Linked DNA regions of Homo sapiens: region 2 is linked to region 1. Evidence: chromatin loops called from intact Hi-C (ENCODE). Cell type or tissue: heart left ventricle. All regions are shown on one strand. Links, peaks and the distances in the headings refer to the core of each region. The heading gives the core; the rest is flanking DNA. Region 1 overlaps BMPR1A (bone morphogenetic protein receptor type 1A). Region 2 overlaps LDB3 (LIM domain binding 3).

Evidence for each region. A loop is a pair of places that touch in the nucleus more often than their neighbours do. Peaks named below come from ENCODE experiments on the same cell type or tissue, not always from the same donor. Only the 100,000 strongest peaks of a DNase experiment are listed, where the experiment ranks them.
Region 2: it touches region 1 in a loop (3-fold over the local background); 4 of 110 quality-filtered maps call a loop at or near these places.

The regions. Positions count from the first base shown.
Region 1 is chr10:86,897,542-86,902,920 of GRCh38, forward strand. It overlaps BMPR1A (bone morphogenetic protein receptor type 1A), which reads left to right. Exons shown (of 13, transcript NM_004329.3): 6 at 2,253-2,349; 7 at 2,486-2,585. Among named protein-coding and RNA genes, the nearest start is that of MMRN2, 57 kb to the right of the region's middle. In heart left ventricle, for the core only: a CTCF peak has its summit at 2,347 (motif pointing left); a DNase peak (open chromatin) is centred at 3,620; H3K27ac peaks cover 2,025 bases; H3K27me3 peaks cover 600 bases.
Region 2 is chr10:86,728,314-86,733,692 of GRCh38, forward strand. It overlaps LDB3 (LIM domain binding 3), which reads left to right. Exons shown (of 14, transcript NM_007078.3): 14 at 4,574-5,379. The coding sequence ends at 4,663. Among named protein-coding and RNA genes, the nearest start is that of BMPR1A, 26 kb to the right of the region's middle. In heart left ventricle, for the core only: no CTCF peak of the experiment used is centred there; a DNase peak (open chromatin) is centred at 2,088; H3K4me3 peaks cover 333 bases; H3K27ac peaks cover 3,223 bases.

The sequences.
Region 1 (5,379 bases), core at 224-5,223:
TTGTTATATGTGTATAGTATCCTGGGGATTCAGTATATTCTACCTTGTTTCCCCCCAACTACTCTATAGAGCAGATTTTTTTAAAGACAGGGTATTGCTCCATCACCCAGGCTGGAGTGCAGTGGTGCAATCACAGCTCACTGCAGCCTCAACCTCCTGGGTTCAAGTGATCCTCCCACCTCAGCCTCCTGAGTAGCTGGGACCACAGGCGTGTACCACCACACCTGGCTGATTTAAAAATTTTTTTAGAGATGGGGTCTCACTATTTTGCCCAGCCTGATCTCAGACTCCTCCGCTCAAGCCATTCTGCCACTTCAGCTTCCCAAAGTGCTAGGATTACAGGTGTGAGCCACTGTTCCCAGTTCATCTTTTTTTAACCTGTATTTTTTAGCACACTAAAGCCTAGAGATAAATTACTTGCTCAAGTTCACAAAGTGAACAACTGGCAAAGCTAGGATTCAAACTGTTTGATTCCAAAACCCTTGTATTTTCTGTAATACTATGCTCCTTAATCTGTTGGCAGAGTCTATTTTTGGCTTCTTTTTAAAAATTATTATTTTTAGAGATAGGGTCTCACTACATTGCTCAGGCTGGACTTGAACTCCTAGGTTCAAGTGATCCTCATGCCTCAGCCTCCCAAGTAGCCACCACACCCAGTTTAAAGTCTACTTTCTTTCCCTTTTAAAGAAAAGGGACGTATATAACACATATATATATAACATATATATAAACATATATACATGTTTATATGAAATGTTTATATAAAAATATAACATTCCATTATCTATTGTAGTTTCCAACACTCCATCTTTCTAAAGTCTTTAAATTACACCTGTCTTTCAGCCATCTCTCTTACAAGGGCTTTCATCTTCCTGGGATATAATTCACCTAGGTTAGAATATAGGAACTCATAAGGAATACAAACGCATCGTAAGATCTCTTCGTACATTTGGGATGTCGTTTCCCACTTAGTAGTGTTTGAGCTACCTTCGTCATCCCTGTCAGCATCCTTCATAGAGAAGAAAAAACAAGACAGGAGTTGAAGAATTGTTCGTTTTTCTCCTTATCATCCACTGTCATGTCAGCAGTACATCTGTTGCTTGGAGAAACCCCATGCTGCCAAAGAAACCCTTTCTTGGTTTTTCTTTGCACTTTTCTCTTCTGCAAGGCCAAGCTCATTTTAGCTTTCCTGGAACCGTTTTTGGATGCTTGACACTTCTTTCATTCATCGTTAGTTATATGATTTTCATTTCCTCCTCCATGTGTTTTCTCTGAATCTGGGATTATTTCAGACTCTCCAGTTTAACCCTAACTTTTTTCTCTCTCTCCTTATGATCATTTAAAAGTAAAAATTGTTTAAAAGTTATTAATAAAACTTCATTTAAAATATAAAATATGTATTTGGACATTTCCAAATGCTCTTGACCATCTTCCCAACAGAATCTGAAGTCACAGGCTCATGTTTACCTTTTTAAAGTCATAGCTGATTATACTGAGGCTTTTCCTTAATTTCCGCTTACATTCTTGTTACTTGTGTAGTGACAAACAGTTCTTTGCTATTCACATGTTGGTCAGAATGGCAGTTCTCCCCAGGCTGCAGCATTCAACTTGTCAGATATTGTGTTGTTAATCCAATAAAACATCACATGCAAGTGCTGCTGCGCTTCCAGTGACTGTGTCCTTCTCTGTGCTAGCTTTCTGCTCTCTTAGGGACAGTCTCCTTGCTGGCTGGTGGTCTGTAATCAGCTCTCAAGAATGCTTTCTGTAGTTTGTCCTTCCCTCACCATGGATGCTCAACTTGCCTCTGCATCAGGCTCATGACTTCCGACGTGGCTGGGGTAGGCAGGGTCTGCAGCGCCTCTGCACGCTCAGCTGCCTTGCTAACCAGCCTTTTCTTTGGACTACGACACCCTCCACTTTTTAGTCTGATCTTAAATCTCATCCACATCTCAGTACCACAGTGAGATTATATGTACCAGACCAGTTTATGATTGTAATTACCTAAGTTCGGGTTTGGTGTTCTAATCTAGTGTCTAACACACCATCCACATAGATATGTTCTTAAGAAAAGCCATTTTGCAGTCTTCACTATTTCAGCACAAATTTTAATCTTTCAATAATCTGTTTTTACATATAAAATTTGCAGGCCCCTTTCACTCACTGAAATAGAAATTGTATTTTATGAATACTAAAAAGACATATCAGTTTAAAATACCAAACCATTTCTAATTTTATCATTACTCTTCTTTTAGGATTCTCCAAAAGCCCAGCTACGCCGGACAATAGAATGTTGTCGGACCAATTTATGTAACCAGTATTTGCAACCCACACTGCCCCCTGTTGTCATAGGTAGGTTAGCCGAGAAAAGTCGGAGCATGCTTCTCAAATATCTTCTCTGGTTTTACAGTAACCAGGCTACCTAGAATTGAACACGTCAGATTATTTTTTCATTTCAATTGTTTACATTGTTTACTTTTATTGTCAGGTCCGTTTTTTGATGGCAGCATTCGATGGCTGGTTTTGCTCATTTCTATGGCTGTCTGCATAATTGCTATGATCATCTTCTCCAGCTGCTTTTGTTACAAGTAAGAAGATATTTATTTTGAAGCAAAATATTTTGTCAAATATTAGATGTCAACCGCTGTTTGTAAAGCCAGTTGCAGAAACCATTAACTTGTATTCTCTGGTTGTATATCTCCTTTATGTAACTAGACTATAGTTCTCTTAAGGGAAAAGGACCTTACTACCAATTAATTAATTGGGCACAATTTCATACTTCTTGTATGTTCATGATTACTTATGATTTTCTTATTAATGGAATAGTGAGCTTTCTGGCATCTGAATGTTTTCGATCTGTCCCAAGAAACCCACTGTGTTATAATTCTTTTTTTTTTTTTTGCGTTATAATTCTTTAGAAATTTGGAGCTCCAGAATTGTTTGCATGTAGCCATGATTTCAGAAGACAGTTGCCAAAAAAGAAGAGTAATAAGAGACAGTCCCTAATGGATATAAACTTTAATAATAAAACATCATACCAACCTAGATACATTAATGAAACAAGTTAGTAAACCCATAAATAAACAAACCCAAGTACATACAGCAATTTAGCATATAATAAAGGAAACACTTCAGATTACTGAGGAAAAGACGTTCGCATACCTCCTTGTTTTTATTATAATTCCTCACCCTCAACAATGGGGTACCACAGTTGAGAAATCGTGTTTTGGGTCTTTCTAGATAATAGACTTGGAATCTTCTGTTAGGGAGGTGATGCGAAAGTCATATGATTATTCAGAGTAGGAGATGGGGTCGAGAGGAGAGCTCCACATCTGAGGTAGCCATCATCCCAAATGGCCCCCAGTGATTCTCACTGCCTGGGGTTCCTCCCCTTGGGGCCAGTCCCCTCCCATAACACATCAGGGCTGATCTGTGTGACAAATAGGATATGGCAAAAGTGACTTCCAAGTCTACGTTATAAACAGCTTTGCAGCTTTCACCATGGTCTCTGGGATCACTCACTCTGGGGGAAGCCAGGCATCATGCTATGTGGACACTCAACTCTGAGAGAGGCCCACACAGGGAGGAACTGAGGCCTCTTGCCAATACCCAGCCTGCAGCCTGTCGGCCTTGGAAGTGAGCCACCTTGGAAGTGACTGCAAGCTCCTGTCAAGCTTTCACATGAGTGCAGTCTCAGCTGACATCTGACCCTGAGCTACCCAATCAAGTCACTCCTGAATGCATGATCCACAGAAACAGTGAGATAACAATTGCTGTTTTAAGCCACTCAGTTTGGGAGTGATTTGCTAACACAGTATTGGATAATCCAGTGTCCGACTTTCTGAAAATTGACTTTCAAGCAGTCTTCTTGGTGTTATTGTCACCCTCAACTTTACTTCCAGACATAACCACAATGGCCAGTTCCGAAGTTCTTGGGGGAACTCCATAGTATAAACTGGTTGCTTCTTGGTTTTCTCAATTTCTAACCTAAGAATCAGACTTTTTGGGTGTGCAAAGTCACTGCTCATTCATCTGCTTCATGAATTCCAACAGTGTTTACTGTTATTTTATCTCCTTTTCTCCTTGCCTGTTAGATAAAGAAGTTTAAAACTCTTTATTGCTGTTTTAGTGGACTAGTAAAAGCAAGCAAGTATGCTCAATCGGTTATTTTAAGCTCAAAGTCCCTTTGTCAAATAACTGAATCTTTGCCAGTAAGACAGGTGATAATATCTCAAGGTGATTTTAATTTATATTTTCATATTAAAATACTTTTTTTATACATTGGTTTCTTTATTACACAAGGGCACTGTAATGTATATATTATTTTATTTATTTATTTATTTAGAAATAGAGTCTCACTCTGTCTCCCAGGTGGAGTGCAGTGATCTCGGCTCACTGCAATCTCTGCCTCCCAGGTTCAAGCGATACTCATGCCTCAGCCTTGCAAGTAACTGGGATTACAGGTATGCACTGCCACACCTGGCTAATTTTTGTATTTTTAGTAAAGACGGGGGTTTCACCATGTTGACCAGGCTGGTCTCAAACTCCTGACCTCAAGTGATCCACCCACCTCGCCCTCCCAAATTGCTGGAATTACAGGCGTGAGCCACCGCACCTGGCCTCTAATGTGTATAGTAAAATATTGTTGAGTATGCTTTTATTTTTCTTTTAAGAAAAGAACCATCTATATTTTTATTTAAATCATGTATTCATTTTGGGGGGCCTGTTTTTCCATTGAATTGCATAGATTTTTTTCTCTTTGATTTATAGAAGCTCTTTATATTTCAGAAATCAGCCCTTTGTAATATGAGCTACCTATACTTTTCTTTTTTTGTTTTTTTTTCATGCTGCGTTACCTCAGAGCTACCTACACTTTTCACTGTGGTGTGTCTTGAGACTGCCTGCAGTGCCTTCAGCCACATAGTAAAGAACCCTATCAGCCAGGTGTGTGCTCTCTAAGCAATGGGTAGGATGTTTCTTAAGGAAATCTGTTCAGCCCAAGAGATAAAACCTAAAAATACTGCTGTTAGGGCCCAGTGAAATGGTCCAGGCAGATTATCTTACAGTGAAGCTTGTAATCAGTAAACCCTACCCATATACTAACAGCTTGCCAATCAAGGTGTCAGGCTGTGAAGGATACTGATCTCTGAGAAACCAGAAACAAGTGAGGTGAGCCTTGTGATTGCCCACCTTCTTCTCCCTGAACAGAGTTTCGGGTTGGGCATCACAGGGGGAACCCAGGTGTAGCCAGTAGCCTGTCTCAGTTCGAAGAGTTGTGAGGAAGCTACCAAGCCTAGGGAAAGAGCACCTGAAATGATTGAGAAAACAGTGTTTGGTGCTCACACAAGGCTGGGAGTAGGATCTGTTCACACCAGCTGTGAG
Region 2 (5,379 bases), core at 182-5,181, 170 kb before region 1:
AGGTGAGTGTGGGTCTGCTTCTGCAAGCCTCGCAATTTCAGCTGAGTCACAACAGCAAAAGTCCAAGAGAGAGACCAGAAGAAGGCGTAAAGCTTGGGGTGGCTAAGGCTGATATTACAAATAAGTTCCAGAGAGTGAAGTCCAGCCTGTGAGAGGCCCATAGCACTGCCCTTTAGAGGATCAACATGGAGATCGTTAGGTCTCCCTCCAAACCAGCCTGCATGATACTCACTGCTCTGTCAACATATAGCAAAGTGGAACATGGTTCTTTTGTTTTTTTTTTTTTTTGAGACAAAGTCTTGCTCTGTCGCCAGGCTGGAGTGCAGTGGTGCGATCTTGGCTCACTGCAACCTCCACCTCCCAGGTTCAAGCAATTCTCTGCCTCAGGCTCCTGAGTAGCTGGGATTATAGGCGCCTGCCACCACACCTGGCTAATTTTTGTATTTTTAGTAGAGACGGGGTTTCACCATCTTGGCCAGGCTGGTCTTGAACTCCTGACCTCATGAGCCACCCACCTCGGCCTCCCAAAGTGCTGGGATTACAGGTGTGAGCCACCACACCCAGCCGGAACATGGTCTTAACATTAGGAAGAAATCTTTTGATTGGAAAACTTTGAGGGACTTGAGGGATTTTTTTTTTTTTGGTCCTCTTTCTATCACTTCATATTTCCAAATCACTTTTGATGAGCATGTATTTTCCTGTAACTTCCAAAAAATTAGTAAGAGAAAGATCTGGGGTAGCTCTCCCAGCTGATGTGCTGTTTTCTAACCAGTGAGATCTCAGGATAGCACATTCTTTAGACTAACTCAGTTTACCAAATATTCCTGGCATTTGGGCAGTACAAGAGTGTTCCAGAACAAGTCTCTACCCTGACGGAATCTAGAATCTTGAAAGGTGAACAAAGCAACAGATGTGAGCAATTCAAAAGTAGAACAGGACAGTATCCCTCAAGTCCAAAGCATATAAAGTGAAGGCTGGGAGCCTGAGAAGTGCACTGTGGGTCAGGGTGAAAGTTAAGCTTCTGTCTGGCGTCGACACTTGAGTTCCAATGGAAAGGGTCCGACCTTAGTGGAGGAAAAATGTCTTACCCATCCCTCTTTTGCTCTAAGTCTTGCCCTTCCCCACTGGTGTGGGTATCAGGAGGGGATGGGCAGTAATATAACTTTTGTAGGCAGACCTAGGGGCTGCTGCAGCTGGCCTAGTTTATTACCCTAACTCTGCTGGGACTTGCAGTCAGCACTGTCCATGGTCGCTACCCTTTTATAGCCAGGCCCTGATGTCACCCAGCCACAGAGCCTGGGGGTTGGACCATCCCTGTTGCCCCCTGTGCTGGGTGGGCAGAAGGCCTCCTCCACTATGAAGCCACCTTGCACCAAGAAGACACTGGGCACAACTCCTTATGAGGGTTCCCACCCTCAGCCCCATCTCACCTATGAGCCATCTTTGAGGTTCTGTCCCTTTCTCATTTGTTGGTCTTCAGTCCCTGGACACCTTCTCTCCCCAGCCTGACTCATCCCAAAGTTCTCACAAGCAACCAGCATTGTCCCAGTCCAGGTATGGTCTCCCACCCACAGCTGCAGTCATTGACAGGCTGACTCATTCCAGAGATGCCTTTCTGTCTTCCCTAAAGCCCATTCTCACCAGTTAGATCTTGGATGTCCATCTTTTTGCATAGTCTTTAAATTGTCACCAGCAGCTTGAGGCCTCCACACGAGCCTGGTTATACTCAGCATCACTGCATCCACCTGGGATGTTTTCAAACACTTTTGCAGCTCATTGGCTCCCAGAACCCAATTGGAAGCCCTGTGTGATCCTAGGTATAACGTCCCCAACTGGACCATCAGAGCCTTGCACATGGGGCTAGCGTGGTGCCCTTTTCCTCTCCAACTCTCTTGGACTGAATACATGCATATTGCCCCAAGCTCAACTCAAGGGGGTGATTTCTCTGTCTCCATGGGGGATACCTGTATGTGGGGACTCCACGTGCACTCCTCTTGATGTCAGTGTCCTGGAGATGGCTCCCAATTCTGCCCCCCAGCAGGGATCTTCACTGCCCTCTCCTAAGCTGGGACCCATGCCAGCCAATGTGATTTCCTGGCAGACTCTGACCTACTGGCATATTGCCAACCCAGGGCCCAGCTTACATACTAGTAGTCCAGCAAACTCAGAGGGCTACATCTGTACAAACCCATGAACCCAGATCAATTTCAAGTAAACACAGTCCCTTTCTTCTATGGGGTAGGGGAAAAATTAGCATAGAACTGGAGTCTTACAGACATGGACAGAGATTCCCAGCCTACAACTTACTAGGTCTGTGACTTAAGGAAGACGTATGGGCCCTCTGAGCCCCAGTTTTTTCAGCTGTGAAGTGGGAGAAAGGCTTACCTACCTTATAAGGTTTTCATGAGAATTAAATGAGCTGCTGTATATAGAGTGTCTGGCATCCTGCTTGGTCCATGGTAGTCCCCACAAATATTAATTAGTTCTCTTCTTTCTGGGATGCCTCCAGCCTCAGACTATATGTTGTCATCATGGGGATATAGAATTTCATCTCTTGGGCTGGGCGTGGTGGCTCACGCCTGTAATCCCAGCACTTTGGGAGGCCAAAGCAGGTGGATTGCTTGGGGTCAGGAGTTTGAAACCAGCCTGGCCAACATGGTGAAACCCTGTCTCTACTAAACTACAAAAAAAATTAGCTGAGTATGGTGGTGGGCGCCTGTAATCCCAGCTACTAGGGAGGCTGAGGCAGGAGAATTGCTTGAACCCGGGAGGCAGAGGTTGCAGTGAGCTGAGATCGCGCCACTGCACTCCAGCCTGGGTGACAGAGTGAGACTCCATCTCAAAAAAAAAAAAAAGAATTTCATCTCTTTTGTTTTTTTGTATATTTCTCTGCATACTTTTCCATATCTACCTTTTTTTTTTTTTTTTTGAGACGGAATCTCGCTCTGTCGCCCAGGCTTGGGTACAGTGGCATGATCTCAGCTCACTGAAACCTCCGTCTTCCGGGTTCAAGTGATTCTCCTGCCTCAGCCTCCTGAGTAGCTGGGATTACCAGTGCGCACCACCACACCCGGCTAATTTTTGTATTTTTAGTAGAGACAAGGTTTCACCATGTTGGTCAGGCTGATCTCAAACTCCTGATCTCGTGGTCCTCCTGCCTCGGCCTTCCAAAATGCTGGGATTGCAGGCGTGAGCCACCATGCCTGGCCCATCTCTCTTTTTAAATGGTGGCATTCCATTGGAAAAATACACCATGAAAATTTACTGAATCATCTTCCTATTGAGAGAAATTTTACTAGTTTTCAGTTTCTAGTTGAGCACAGGTTGTTTTGTTGTTCTGCAGAGTTGCTTCTGCAGGATAAAATTCTCTAGCGTGGCATTACTGGGTTACAGGGTAGTCACATCTCAATGGTTCTTGTTCAACATGGCCAGATTCCCTATGGAACACTGAGCTCACTCACATGTCTCTAGCAGTGCACGAGTAGGCCTTGTTCCTTTTTGGCATTGCTGATTTTTGATTGAATACTTTTTTTTTTTTTAAGCTTTTTGGCTACAGGCATATTAGGTTAAAGGTGACAGGCCATTGAGGTTTTTTTGTTTTATTTGTCTTGCTAGATTAATATGTGTCTAGTGGTATCTCAGGGCAGTTTTTCTTGTAATTTTTTTAACTAATTTTCTTTTCTTTCTTTCTTTTTCTTTTTTTTTTTTTTTGGTAGAGACAGAGGCTCACTATGTTGCCCAGGCTGGTCTCAAACACCTGGCCTCAAACGATCCTCCTGCCTTGGCCTTCCAAAGTGTAGGGATTACAGGCATCAGCTACTGCGCCTGGAGTCAGGGGAGTTTTAATTTGCTTTTTCTTTAATTATTAGTGAGTACAATCTTCTCTGATGTGTTTGTTAGTTTACTAATGATTTTCTTTAGACGTGAATCCTCTCTGTGGTATATTGACTTGTGAACTTGTATTGACTCTATTCATGCTATTTTAGATAGCATGAATTGGTCAGCTTCATAGTGTATATTTTCTCTATTCCATTAAATTTAATTAATTTCATTTGATTTTATTCTGTTCTTCAGGAATCTTAGTTTTTATATAGTCCAACTCATGTACTCTGCTTCCGTCATTAAGAATTCATAGTGGGAGAAATAGGCTGTTGCCTTTTCTCTAGAATGCATGGGGCAAGGCTGTTTGTTTGTTTGTTTGTTTGCTTTAGACAGTCTTGCTATGTTGCCCAGGCTGGAGTGCAGTGGCACAATCACAGCTCACTGCAACCTCTGTCTCCCGGGTTCAAGAGATTCTTCTGCCTCAACCTCCCGAGTAGCTGGGATTACAGGCACATGGCAACATGCCCCTGGCTAATTTTTGTATTTTTAGTAGAGATGGAGTTTCGCCATGTTGGCCAGGCTGGTCTTGGACTCCTGACCTCAAGTGATCTGCCTGCCTTGGCCTTCCAAAGTGCTGGGATTACAGGACTGAGCCACCACGCCTGGCCAGGGCGTTTTCTTAAAAAAGTGATTGAAATCTGCTCATGCCCTGTGCCACGTGGGTCTCACGCAGGTCTGTTCTCTGCTCCAGGTCTGCCATGTGAATCTGGAGGGGCAGCCGTTCTACTCCAAGAAGGACAGACCCCTGTGCAAGAAGCACGCACACACCATCAACTTGTAGGCGGCCAAGGCCGCCTGTGCTGACGAGGCCCGGAGCTGCTCCTGCTGCTGGCAACAAAGGATTCGGGAGGCTGATGTTTCTTCTGAGGGGAATGGGGAGAGAGAGGAAGCGACTGAGCCCTTTGGAAGTATAATTTTAGGTTTTTTCTTCTGTACACAGATCGTGCATTTGCATAGTTCAGACTAGGAGCCAAATGAAGACTCAAAACCAAGCTAGTTATTAATCCAAGACTGGAATTGTACTTCAGACATTTAGAGCAGAATTCCAAGAACTCAAAAGTGAAAAGCAACAAGCAGCTTTCCCAAAGCGATACACTTGCTTTGGTCACCAGAGGAGGACAGAGCTTAGAGCAGCTGTGGAGAATCTGAAGCATTCTGCGGAGTTCTTAAGCGCTCCCCTGGCAAACAAATTGAAGTGCCAAACAGCACTCGCTGCAGGGTATTTTTAGAGTCATAGCTGAGAGCTTGTTAGCTAAGACCCATTGGGCTTTCCTCACCAAAAAAGGAAGTGTTATTCCATTACTAGCGTCATGGAGCTACCTCTGCGCATCAGACTTCAGACCTTGAACAAACTTAAAACCTTCTTGGGAGCCCGGACGTCCAAAGAGATGTCTTCTGGGAGCCACTGGGCAATTGCCAGGGCTCCAGGAAGGGCTCTGGCTCAGGTTGCAGACAGCTGAGAAAAGATGGCCCTGTCAGCCACCCTCTCTCAGTCTG